Regions from separate parts of the Homo sapiens genome. Here regions 2 and 3 are each linked to region 1. Evidence: chromatin contacts called from ENCODE Hi-C or POLR2A ChIA-PET data. All regions are on one chromosome and are shown on one strand. The core of a region is the stretch at or near the end of the contact, and the rest is flanking DNA. Distances in the headings are between cores, read along the strand shown. Region 1 overlaps BCL11B (BCL11 transcription factor B). Region 2 has its middle 210 kb from the start of LINC02914. Region 3 has its middle 270 kb from the start of LINC02914.

Region 1 (3,947 bases), core at 855-3,354:
TCAAGCCTCAGAGAGGTTAAATGAATTGACTGAATTCCTCCTTCTGGGAACACCAAGGCAGAGGGGTATGGACGCACTGCTGTTGTCCAGGGTTCTCATGACCCAGGGTATTGCATTTGAGAAAGATGTCCTGGGGCTCTGTCTAGAGCCAGTGGAGCAAAGAAGATCCAGTGTGGGTTTCTGTCAGTGGATACAAAAAATGTCTGAGAAAGGAAGAAGGATGGAAAGAAGCAAGGGAAGACGAGGCCCTGGGTCTGAGTTGCCAAGCGTGACTTAGTGAGCAAAGTGTAGCTGACGTTTCTAGGTCTGTAGGCCAGGTTTGATGTTGCTGGGTAAATCGCTTCTAAATAGTCTAGGCCTTGACCTATCAGTGGGAATCTCAGCAGCCTGTCTGGGCCGCTAGCATAAAGTTGTCACCCCTCTCCACAGTGCAGCCTCCAGCTCACCTGTGGGCAGGTGGCCCTCAGTTCCTGGAGGGGGGTGACAGCCAGGAAACATCTGGTCCCGGGAAGGGGAGTGGGCCAGCCCCCAGTCAGAAGCAGCCTGCTCACCAGGGGTCTTTTGCTGCACTTAAAAATGAGCCGTCTGAGACTGCGTGCCATGTGTTTAAAATATTTAGCGAGTTTTCAAATAGAAAAATGTTCTGAGTGGCTCTTCAAAGACTTTCTGACATTGTTCCATTTCTGAAAGTGAGCAAGCCTCATGCTCAGGGCTACTTCCGGGCAAGAGATAACCATGGAGTGATAATAAGGAAATGAATGTTTTATTAAAAAAAGAAGGGAGTGGGGACTGGAAAGAAAGTTGTCTAGGGCGGGCCTCTGAGGGCTGGGTGATTTTTAGGATATCGGAAGGCTTCAGATCCTGCACTGGAGGCCATCGCCTGAAGTGAAATCTTGCCATTGTGCAGAGGGAAGTATTGGAACCAAAGCGGTTCCCGGACACGGGTCCAGTAAGAGCTTTCCAGGCAGGACGGGTGGCCCTGAAATCCAGCCTGATGAATAAACATCGCTCTTCTCACCTGATGGTGAATTATGGACAGGTAATGCCCTCCCTATGTTGCTCCAAGTTAGTTTTAGAAGCTTTTTTTTTTTTTTTTTTTTTTTTTTAAGATGGATTCTCATTCTGTCGCCCAGGCTGGAGTGCAGTGGTTCGATCTCAGCTCACTGCCACTTCCGTCTCCCGGGTTCAAGCGATTCTCCTGCCTCAGCCTCCTGAGTAGCTGGGATTATAGGCATATGCCACCACACCCGGCTAATTTTTGTATTTTTAGCAGAGATGGGGTTTCATCATGTTGGCCAGGCTGGTCTTGAACTCCTGACCTCAAGTGATCCGCCCGCTTCGGCCTCCCAAAGTGCTGGGATTACAGGCGTGAGCCACCGTGCCCAGCCAGAAGCATTTAAAACAAACAAACAAGAAGTGGAAACACTTGAGCTCTTTAGCACTTGTAGCTACCTGACTTCCAGTAACTGCCCTTTTGAGTTGAAAAACCTGTGACTTGGCCATTTCAGCTGTAGAGCCGCCTTCACTGCTGGCCTGCGTAAGCGCTCTGCATTTTCCTCTGATAGCCATGTTCTTTCCTCACCAGCCACAGAACTTTCTAGAAAATCTGTGGCCACCCAGATCAAGAAACAGGAAGTGCTTTGGAGCACTTCCCAGGGAAACAGAGATGATGAAAAAGAGATTGGGGGAAGGGAGGTGGCCTGACTTGAAAACATGAGAAACTAAAGCGACGGAAAGCTGTGAATTGATTAATTAGAGTGGCTGAAGGGTGGTGCAGGGTACAGGAACGATCTTTAATTTGAAGATCTATAACCCTGCAGGAAGGGGCACTTCATTTGTGTTATTAGCTCCTGTGTCAGAAAAGGATGTTTATCTAGCTTCTTTTTTTATTACTTATTTATTCTGCCTTGTTCCCAAAAAGGGTGTGAGGAGTCGTCTAAATATGGCTTCTGGCCAGCTCTCCTATGAGGCTGTCTGAGCTAAGGCGTGCTGTTCCCCAAGTACAATCACTAATAAGTGTAGGACAGAACCAGGGAAGCTGGGCACTTCCTCTGTTCGCTGAGAGTGCACAGAGCAGGAGGGCTGTGGTGTTGGGGTGGCCTTACAGGGAGAATCGCGGCCACCCAGGGCCTTGGGAAGGCGTCCCTGCCCTATCTTAGGTGGGGAGGTTTCCCCTCAGGGGCTCTTTCATGGGAGAACTGAGTTACCTGGATGACTAAGAGAGGGAAATGACCCAGACACCCTGGAGAAAGAAGATAGCCTCAGAGGTGCTCCTTGAGCTGTTTTTAAGAGGGATGAGGCCGAACTTCAGAATTCCTTTTTCATTTCTGTCCTCCCTACCACCGTCTTCTCATCACCAAACACACAGAATAGGAGAGGAGAGGGAAAGAATCCCTATGTAATGCCAAACTTGTAACAGCCTGGCTCGGTTTCTAGTGTTGGTGTCCTGGGCCAACTGGTTCTGAGGTCGCGGGGGGAGTCTCCACCCTGCCCCTCGGACAGCACGAAGCCTTCTGTGACGCTGCAGGCATGCGATGTCTTGGGGAGGTCCCGGCCCCTCAGAAACTGGCAAGTCCAGTTTCAGGCAGAGGCACAGGCCACACTCAAGACCTTGGATGGAATTCAGGGTATTTGGTCCCCGAGTCACTTGATTTTTAAAAGATGGTTTCCAAATGAAAGTTTATGTGCCTATAAACACTGCTAAGAGTGCAGCCTTCCAGAAACATAATTAGTGGGTGGAAAACAAAAATGCTGTCTGCCTAGGATTTCAGAAGGCCTGTAATCGATTGGTGGAGAGAGTGAGACAGGGGACTGTTTTCTCCACTTCCCATGGCAACTTACCGATATTGGGAAGGGTCATTCATTTGCACGTTTGACTTCACCAGAGCTTGTGGCCCCTGTACTTTAGCATCTGTGTTAAAATCTTCCAGGTAGATGAAAGTTTGAGAAAACAAAAGGGATCTTTCAAGATCTCGCATGCCATGTCTTCTGCTGGATCTGAGCTGGGATTCTTGTTCCTCTTGCATCCCCAGCTAGTGAGTGCAATGCTGCAAGACGGGTCCTGTCTGCACCGTCTCTTTTATGCAGAGCATTAGGAGAGGTACATACTGGAAAAGCGGCGAGCTTCACCCCCAGGTGCAGGAGGGCACTTGCAGGATGGGTTCCGGAGGAAATGTTCAGCCTCCATTTTGTGATTGTCTCAGTGATGGACACAGACGATGACGTTTTGGCTCCATACCACGAGTGTTCGCTACAATTTGCTGCCCGTGTCACCAGAGCCAGTTGCTAACACATCAGCATTTGCCACTGTTCATCCTGACTGCCCTGTCAGATGTGAGGATGTTCTTTCATTGCTTAGTATTCTGGCAGAGGACTTTGAAAGACTCATGTAGGCCAGTGTGCCCCCGCCTTCCCTGGGGTCTGGAGGTGGAATTCCAAGCGGTGTTTGGGCGTGTGTGTGAGGACACGGGGTGGGGGCAGCTGTCACAGTAGTAGCCGGTCTTCACAGCATGTTAAATTTTTTCTGTTCCTAGGAATCCATATTCAGGTGTACAGTGCTTTCTGCACAGACGGTGGTGTAGGAAACACGAGAATTTCCTATAGCTAAAAATCCCAAATGTTGCAGAGGTATTGCAGCTATTTCTCTTAAAAAAAAAAAAGTTTGCAGGATAGTACAGTTTGATTTGTGTTTCTGTACAACTCCCTGGAATCAAATATTATCAGAATTGGTTGTTCTCAAAGGGGTCGGTGATCTTGCCCCCCTCCCTGGGAAGATTCGGCAAGGCCTGGAGACATTTTTGGTCCTCGCAACCGGGGGAGGTGGATGCTCCTGGCATCTATCTAGTGGGTGCAGGCAGAGGATGTTGCTAAACATCCTGCAATGCGCAGGACAGCCCCCACCGCCCAAAGAATTAGGATGTAAATGTCAGTAGTGCCTTGACTGAGAA
Region 2 (3,947 bases), core at 953-3,452, 250 kb after region 1:
GCTTGCAAATGTTCACCATGACCCTGTGAAAGAGGCATTATCGCCCGCTTTTACAGATAAGACAGCAGAGACACATACAAAAATTCGGTAACAAAGCCTCACAAGTCCTACCAGTCTACGGGACTCCACAGTCAGCTCTGTTGCCCCTAACTCCTAGGGAAGGGGGAAAAAGCGTCCATTAATCTCAGAAGACCAGAGTTTCACCCTGGGGTCCTGGGCAAATAGCAATATTGACAGACATCACTGCTGCTTCCCAATATCCTGCCTCCTTTTTTGTGGGCAGGTGCGGGCACGTGACTAGTTCTGGCCAATGCGTTGAGAGTGAAGCTGACAGATGACACTTCTGGGCTGGCACATGTGCCAGCTGATGTGAGGCCCTTCAGCTCTCCATTTTGCTTTGTTGCACAAGGAAACACGAGTTGAGATGCAGACTTCATCAGCTTGGGAACTTCAGTGACGGGGCTGAGCAGGAGCCACCTGCCTACCCACGTTGCTGCCGAGTATGAGTGGGAAATAATTCCCGGTTGTTTTAGGCCATGGCCACTTAGTCACCTGTTCTTGCAGCAGAGCCTGCTGCATACTGACTGATATGGTGATGTGGGTCCTTGAGCAAGGGCATAAAGGAGGAGGAGCAGGCTGAGGGCAGGGGTGGAAAAAATGGATTTGGCAAGACTGAGTTGGGGCATAACATTTTAGTACAAGGAAATCAGGCTTTGGAGGTTAGCAAGCCTGGGTCCAATGCCACCTCAGGCACCCACTATCTGAGGGCAAAGGCTCCTGGCTTTTCTGGCCTCAGTTTCCTGAGCAATAGGGAGAGTTGTAATCACTACCCCCTTGGCCTTTAGGGTGAGTAGAGCTGACACATACAGAGCTCCAGCAAGGTACCCAGGCCCTAGGAAGCACTCAGCAAACACAATCATCACCCTGGGAAGATGGCGAGAAGAGAGTGGGCAATTTGTGCACCGAAAGAATAGGCTGCTTTTTTTTTTTTTTTTTTTTTTTTTTGAGACAGTTTCAGTCTGTCGCCCATGCTGGAGTGCAGTGGTGCGATCTCCACCCACTGCAACCTCTGACTCCTGGGTTCAAGTGATTCTCCTGCCTCAGCCTCCAGAGTAGCTGAGATTACAGGCACCTGCCACCATGCCTGGCTAATTTTTTGCATTTTTAGTAGAGATGAGGTTTCATCATATTGGCCAGGCTGCTCTTGAAGTCCTGACCTCAAGTGATCCAACCACCTCGGCCTCCCAAAGTGCTGGGAATACAGGTGTGAGCCACTGCACCCAGTCAGAATGGACATAATTTCTATCATATTCACTTGAATTTGCCTAGTACAGAGAATGGTGCCTGGGCACAATAGGTGTTCATTTTATATTCACTGGATAAATGAGGGAATAAAACATACTACAATTATTTGCAGAATGTACCTATTTTCTCTTACAACCAGGCCGGGAACTCTGATGGGAAGGACCTAGACGTATTACTTCATCTGTTTCCTCAATGCCCAGTGAATATGAGTTCTCTGGAAATTTTCCTTGAAAAAATGAGTCATCCTGGCCTTTAGAAATAGCCAGATCTGACTTGGACACAGGGCGGGAAACATCACACACTGGGGCCTGTTGGGGGCTGGGGGGCTGGGGGAGGGATAACATTAGGAAAAATACCTAATGTAAATGACGAGTTGATGGGGGCAGCAAACCAACATGGCACATGTATACCTATGTATCAAACCTGCACTGCACATTGTGCACATGTACCCTAGAACTTAAAGTATAAAAAAAAAAAAAAGAAATAGCCAGATCTGTGGGGGCATTTCTCCCTGACATATTGATACCAAGCCCAGCCTTGATTTTCCAGGGGATGCCCCACTCCTTATTGCAAAGTCTCTGTTCTGACCTCTGGTATCCCCTCAGGGACCCTTCAGGCCATGAGTTCAAATGCCTGGGAAGCCCACCTCACAGGAGCCTCAAGTCCCATCCGTCTTGTTCCCAAGTCTGGCAGGATCCTGACAGCCCCATGCATGTGCCTGTCCTCAGACCCCTGCAGAGGGCTGGGTGCAGACCTTGGCAGGAGTAGGCTGGCAGGCAGTCTCTTTCCTTCCCAGGCAGACGTGTGTGTAGCAAGTCTGTTTATCAGGCAACGCCTTGTAGCCAGCGGTGGCGGCTTAACAGTGGCAGAAACGCCCGCATTGCCTCACCAGCTGCTGGGTACTAAGATGCGCCCTTGGCCTCAGCTGGCAGATAAGCACCTGCATTGGAGAGGGAACCCTTGATCATGGGCTGATAAGTGCAGGGAAGAAACAACAACAACAACAAGAAAAAGCTGAGCAACCCGCTGTGGAAGGCTTTTTCATGTACGCATGGGCGTGTTTCTTGTCTTCGCCAACACAGAGGTGATGCAAAAGCTCTGATTCTAATTTAATTTGGTGGTCACGCAATCATGGAATGAGAGCATGTCAGAGCTGGAAGGGACTCTGGGGATTGTCTGGTTGAACTCTTTAATCTTCCAGGTGAGGACAGTGAGGGCCACAGAGCTGTACCGACTTGTTCAGGATCATCCAGCAAAGTTTTGGTGGAGCTGGAACTAAACCCGAGGGTCTCGAGACCCTTGGGCCTGCGATCTTTCCATCATATGGGATTGCTTCACAGGCTGCCACCTGATCGCTTAGGTGTAGACCGCAGGTTGCCCTTTGGTGCCTTAACAGTCCTCTTTAATATCACTAATTGGCCCTGTCTGCCTGCAGAGTCAGATAGATGCCCCCTGTCCCTGCTTCTCCCCCACCACATGCCAGCTATTGGGGTTGACCAGTTAGCTCAAGGCCACAGGGTCTGATGCTACTGTTTCAAACACTGTTATTTCATATTTTGAAAAAGCAAGGTTCAGATAAGAGAGGCAACTTGCCTAGGTGATACAGCTAGAGAAAGTGAAAGACCTGGGTCTAAAATTTTCAGGTTCCTCATTTCAGTTCTTTCCATACATAGTGTATGAAACCCAGGTGTGGGTGAAGGTGGGCAGAAGGGCACCCGGCCTCTGCAACTTTCCCCTGTGACCTGGTTTTGGGGAAGAGTTGCACATGTTTCCTCAAGGACAGAAATGGAGTCTGGCAAGACTTTGTATTGAAAATCTTGTTCTCAGTAGGGGCCTCCTAAGCAATGGGTATAGATAAATGAATGAATCCTTTTTTTTTGTTTGTTTTTTTGAGACGGAGTCTTACTCCATTGCCCAGGCTGGGGTGTGATGATCCGATCTCAGCTCACTGCAACCTCCATCTCCTGGGTTCAAGCAATTCTCCTGTCTCAGCTTCCCCAGTAGCTGGGACCACAGGCGTGTGCCACCATGCCTAGCTAAGTTTTATATTTTTTTTAGTAGAGAGGGGTTTTCACCATGTTGGCCGGGCTGGTCTCGAACTCCTGACTTTAGGTGATCTGGCCACCTTGGCCTCCCAAAGTGCTGGGATTACAGGCGTGAGTCACTGTGCCTGTTTTTTTTTTTTTTTTTTTTTTTTTTAGAAGGAGTCTCACTCAGTTGCCCAGGCTGGAGTACAGTGGCACTATTTCAGCTCACTGCAAACTCCATCTCCTGGGTTCAAGCCATTCTCCTGCCTCAGCCTCCCGAGTAGCTGGGATTATAGGCGCCCACCACCAAACCTGGCTAATCTTGTATTTTTAGTAGAGATGGGGTTTCGCCATGTTGGCCAGGCCGGTCTCGAACTCCTGACCTTAGGCGATCTGCCCGTCTCAGCCATCCTAAGTGCTGGGATTACAGGTGTAAGCCACTGCGCCCAGCTGATAAATGAGTGAATGGTAGGGTTTTGGTGGAATATTCATACTGCAAAAAGTGTTTTCAAACTGTAGGCTACTTATTTTTCTCTGTGAAACTTGCTTTCTAGGTTTGATCTGTGAATGGGGTGAAACAGAGAAATCTAGATTTGAGTTTAAAATTGCTTCTAC
Region 3 (3,947 bases), core at 774-3,273, 190 kb after region 1:
GCCTGGGGAGGAAGGGAGAGGTCAGATGGGTCTGTAGAAAAGGAAGGTTAGAAAGACTCAGCGACACTTGGGGTTGGTACTGAGGGGACAGGCGGGAGGGAAAGAAGGAAGATTTGGGATGAATTGCACTGGGCACAGAGACTAGGAAGGGACTGATGTGTAAAAGAATGCCTGGACATCAGGCACCTCAGACCGTTTGCCTATTTTAGAAGAATTATTTAGATCTTGCAGTATGGAAAAATTCAAAGTGCCATTTTTTGGCTATTTGGAACTACTGTCGAGTTGTATTGGGGTCAAGCGGCATTGCAGAAGAAAATAAGGCATTTAGGTTTTAGGTCAGGTGTGAGTTGAAGAGGTTTTAAGTTTTTGAGAACACAGGCCAAGGGAGTAGAAGGAGGAATGGAGGGTGGAAGGTTCCCATAGTGAAGGAAGCAAGCCTAGAGAAAAGAGAGAGTAGAGAAATGGAGGGAAGGGGTTCGGGGGTTCTTACCTTCCAGAAAAGTGGGAAAAGGGGTTGGGGCACAGAGATAAGAGGTTGGGGCGTGGAAATAAGGGATGGGGCACAGAAATAAGAGGTCAGGGCACGGAAATAAGGGATTGGGGCACAGAGATAAGAGGTTGGGGCGTGGAAATAAGCGATTGGGTGGTTCTTGCCCCCTAGGAAAGCGGGACTTGCCGCTAAGGGTGAAGGAGAAGGGGTTGAGGGGTACTTGCCCCTGCCCCAGGAAAGCGGGACTTGCCGCTAAGGGTGAAGGACCAAGGCAGGCGTCCCTGCGTGGTCTGACACCCTTGAAACGTGAGTGTATAATCAGAGAGGCATCCCTGCAATGATTAAACACCAAGGGAAGGCTGCCTTCCCAGTCCGTGACCGGCGCCGGAGTTTTGGGTTCATGGATAAAATATGTCTCTTTTGTCTCTACCAGAAAATGAAAGGAATTGAAATTAAGAGAAGGGAGAGATTGAAGTGTGGCGCCAAGATTGAAAGGAGAAAGAGGTTGAGGGATAGTGAGGGAGGTTGGAGAAGAGAGTAAAAAGAGGCCACTTACCGGATTTGAAATTGGTGAGATGTTTCTTGGGCTGGTCGGTCTGAGGACCTGAGGTCATAGGTGGATCTTTCTCATGGAGCAAAGAGCAGGAGGACAGGGGATTGATCTCCCAAGGGAGGTCCCCCGATCCGAGTCACGGCACCAAATTTCATGCACGTCCCTGTGAAGAGACCACCAAACAGGCTTTGTGTGAGCAATAAAGCTTTTAATCACCTGGGTGCAGGCGGGCTGAGTCCGAAAAGAGAGTCAGCGAAGGGAGATAAGGGTGGGGCTGTTTTATAGGACTTGGGTAGGTAAAGGAAAATTACAGTCAAAGGGGGTTTGTTCTCTGGCGGGTAGGAGTGGGGGTCGCAAGGTGCTCAGTGGGCAGGAGTGGGGGTTGCAAGGTGCTCAGTGGGGGTGCTTTTTGAGCCAGGATGAGCCAGGAAAAGGACTTTCACAAGGTAATGTCATCAGTTAAGGCAAGGACCGGCCATTTACACTTCTTTTGTGGTGGAATGTCATCAGTTAAGGTGGGGCAGGGCATATTCACTTGTTTTGTGATTCTTTAGTTACTTCAGGCCATCTGGGCGTATACGTGCAGGTCACAGGCGATGCGATGGCTTGGCTTGGGCTCAGAGGCCTGACAGAGGAGACACTGGGAAATCTAGGGGGAAGGACATTTGAGCTGGGCTTCTGCAGGACAGCCAAGAGCTCACCAGATGGTGGAAGACAAGGTACTTGCTACCTATAGTTTCCCATGGCCTCTGCTCCAGGCTAGGCCCTACAAGGGAGGACCTCCCTAAAGTTTCAGTTTGGGGTTCTTATTTTAATTTGTGGTGCCTGTGATGCGGAGTTCTGAGGAGAAGACCTAAAGGAAATTGCTGTTTTGAGCCTGTTGGGCTGTGTCCCCAGTAGGTGCAGATGTTCTGATAAGGTGTGGTGATCGTGACCTCACAGAGCCGCTCTGCCAGGAGATAAGGGCAGATGAGTTGCAGAAAGAGCTTCCTGTCGTGGGCTGATTGGCTGGCGGGGTGGATCTGAAGCTGCGGCTGGGCCAGCCCTGCAGAGGCCGCTGACTGGGTCAGTGAAGTGCTGAGGCTGCACTTCTTGCTCTACCCTCCATGGCTGCATCTCTGGGTCACCTCGTCCATGGAGGACCCCTTTGAGACACGCGGGGGCAAAAGAGAGAACAGTGTTTTAGGGGATCCTTAGAGCTGGTTTCAGTCTTGCCTATGTTATTAGTTAGCTATGCGGTTGTAGCAAAGCCACCTTGCTACTCTGAGCATCCTTCCCCCATCTATAAAATGGAGTTATCAGTCCCAACTTCAAAGGACTATTGGTGGCGTTCAGCAGTCAGTGAACCCGAAGTTCCTACGAGGGCACCGGGTGTAGAATAGATGCTCAATCAAAGGTGGCTACACTTTGTGTCATCGCCCTATTCATCATGATTGTCCCATCACTCATTATCCTGGTCTGATTTTGGCTTCTGCTCTCTGGAGAATCTTTCTTGAGCTCTGTAGCCTTGCACCAAGCTCTGGGATTTCAGCTATAATCAGTCTTATATACAGTGCCCTGCCTGGAGCTTCCAGGCCAGGAGAAGAGACTGGGCTTAACAGTTGATCAACCCCATATGTCACGAGTAGGGTGAGCTCTGTGGAAGTAAAGTCTGTGGGTGGGGAAGTGGCCTATGGGGTCTCACCCAGACCAGCCAGAGATGTTCCACCAGGAGCCTTCAGCCTGGTAAGCAGCAGGGCAGGGGGTGTGACTCCAATCTGGATCTGCCTGACTCTGAAGACGTTGTGCTCTTTGATAGCTATGCAATGAGGTCACCATGCTCTAGGAACCAACATTTGTCCTATTTGGTGTCACCTCAGTCCTTTGGGTTCAGTCCTCAAAATAGGTAAACGTCAGAAGTCATCCCTTTCCTTTTTGGTTTGTCAAAATGCTGCAGGCTTTTTGCTCTTCCTCCCTCCCTCCCTCCTTCTTTCCTTCATTCCTTCTTTTCTTTCTTCTTTCGTTCCCTTTCTCCTTTCCTCCTTCCCTTTCTTCCCTTCCTCCCTCCCTTCCTATTGATGCGGCTTCACAATGTGAAACTGTGTCCCTGTGAGTACACGATCTGTACGTGTTGCTGGGGCACTGTACTTGAGCTCCGATATCATCCCTCCTCTGTGTGCACCATGAAAACCAGTTTGCTACCTGGAGGAGTCCAGACACCTCAAATGTCAAAGGAAGCTTCTCTTTCTGTTTCTGTCTCTTCCCTCTTCTGTGGGAGGGGCCACAGCTTGAGGAAAGGGCCCATTTTGGGGGCCAAGGAATTATTCAAGGGGGCCAGGGAATCAATTTTTACTCATCTACTAAGGAGCAGCTCCAGGACCGGCCCAGGACCCTGCTAGAAAGAACATTCCAATACAGGCTGACAGGCTGTAGAAATTAACGCGCAATACAATGAGGGGTCGTTATTCACATGGGTTGAGAACAATAACAAAAAATGCGGGAATATTAATTGATGTGCCATGTTCATAAAATGAAGAGGGGGGAGGAGAGCTTGAAATGATGGCGACAAAACAGTAAGAAGATGATTCCTAACGGGAAACATTAAACATACATACAGTGGCAGCGAATTGGATACGTTCGCAACAGATTTCCTGCTAACACAAATTGGCTGTTAGCCTCTTTACAGACAGCTGAGGGAAGCTGGCATCTTGGTTTGTACTAAGTGGAGAATTTTAACCGATTAGGGAATGTGGGGTGCTAAAAACCATCCTCCATCCCCCGATAGCTGATATATTATTTGGTAAAGTCTGAAAAAGCAAGCTAAGAAGACAGGTCTAAGTCCCTGACTTCTGGATTCCAATGTTCCTCTCATCTTCCTCTCTCAGGGCATACATGTGATTTCCCCTTCTGTAGCACTTCCTGTAA

Evidence for each region. Hi-C counts contacts between places; a loop is a spot of excess contacts on that map. ChIA-PET counts read pairs that join two places held with the same protein, here RNA polymerase II (POLR2A). Pooled maps may share reads with other maps.
Region 2: a pooled map shows a loop between it and region 1 (7-fold over the local background). The contact joins two enhancer-like sites. A Hi-C loop is called at or near these places in 1 of 168 maps with a recorded cell type or tissue (CD4-positive, alpha-beta T cell) and 6 of 50 pooled maps. POLR2A ChIA-PET finds 5 or more read pairs at or near these places in 3 of 52 experiments (CD4-positive, alpha-beta T cell, activated CD4-positive, alpha-beta T cell and naive thymus-derived CD4-positive, alpha-beta T cell).
Region 3: a loop to region 1 is called in a pooled map, with 2.2 times the contacts of the local background. The contact joins two enhancer-like sites. A Hi-C loop is called at or near these places in 6 of 50 pooled maps. POLR2A ChIA-PET finds 5 or more read pairs at or near these places in 3 of 52 experiments (CD4-positive, alpha-beta T cell, activated CD4-positive, alpha-beta T cell and activated CD8-positive, alpha-beta T cell).

Annotation. Positions count from the first base shown.
Region 1 is chr14:99,176,633-99,180,579 of GRCh38, reverse strand. The region is part of intron 3 of BCL11B (BCL11 transcription factor B); the gene reads left to right. Among named protein-coding and RNA genes, the nearest start is that of BCL11B, 94 kb to the left of the region's middle. Within about 2 kb of position 2,104, at least 5 of the 41 ENCODE cell types and tissues checked have a DNase peak (open chromatin) inside an H3K27ac peak, as active enhancers do; they include CD4-positive, alpha-beta T cell, where a contact is called at or near this core.
Region 2 is chr14:98,924,571-98,928,517 of GRCh38, reverse strand. No RefSeq gene overlaps it. Among named protein-coding and RNA genes, the nearest start is that of LINC02914, 210 kb to the right of the region's middle. Within about 2 kb of position 2,202, at least 2 of the 41 ENCODE cell types and tissues checked have a DNase peak (open chromatin) inside an H3K27ac peak, as active enhancers do; they include CD4-positive, alpha-beta T cell, where a contact is called at or near this core.
Region 3 is chr14:98,982,932-98,986,878 of GRCh38, reverse strand. No RefSeq gene overlaps it. Among named protein-coding and RNA genes, the nearest start is that of LINC02914, 270 kb to the right of the region's middle. RefSeq lists an enhancer at 1,358-1,976. Within about 2 kb of position 2,023, at least 4 of the 41 ENCODE cell types and tissues checked have a DNase peak (open chromatin) inside an H3K27ac peak, as active enhancers do; they include CD4-positive, alpha-beta T cell, where a contact is called at or near this core.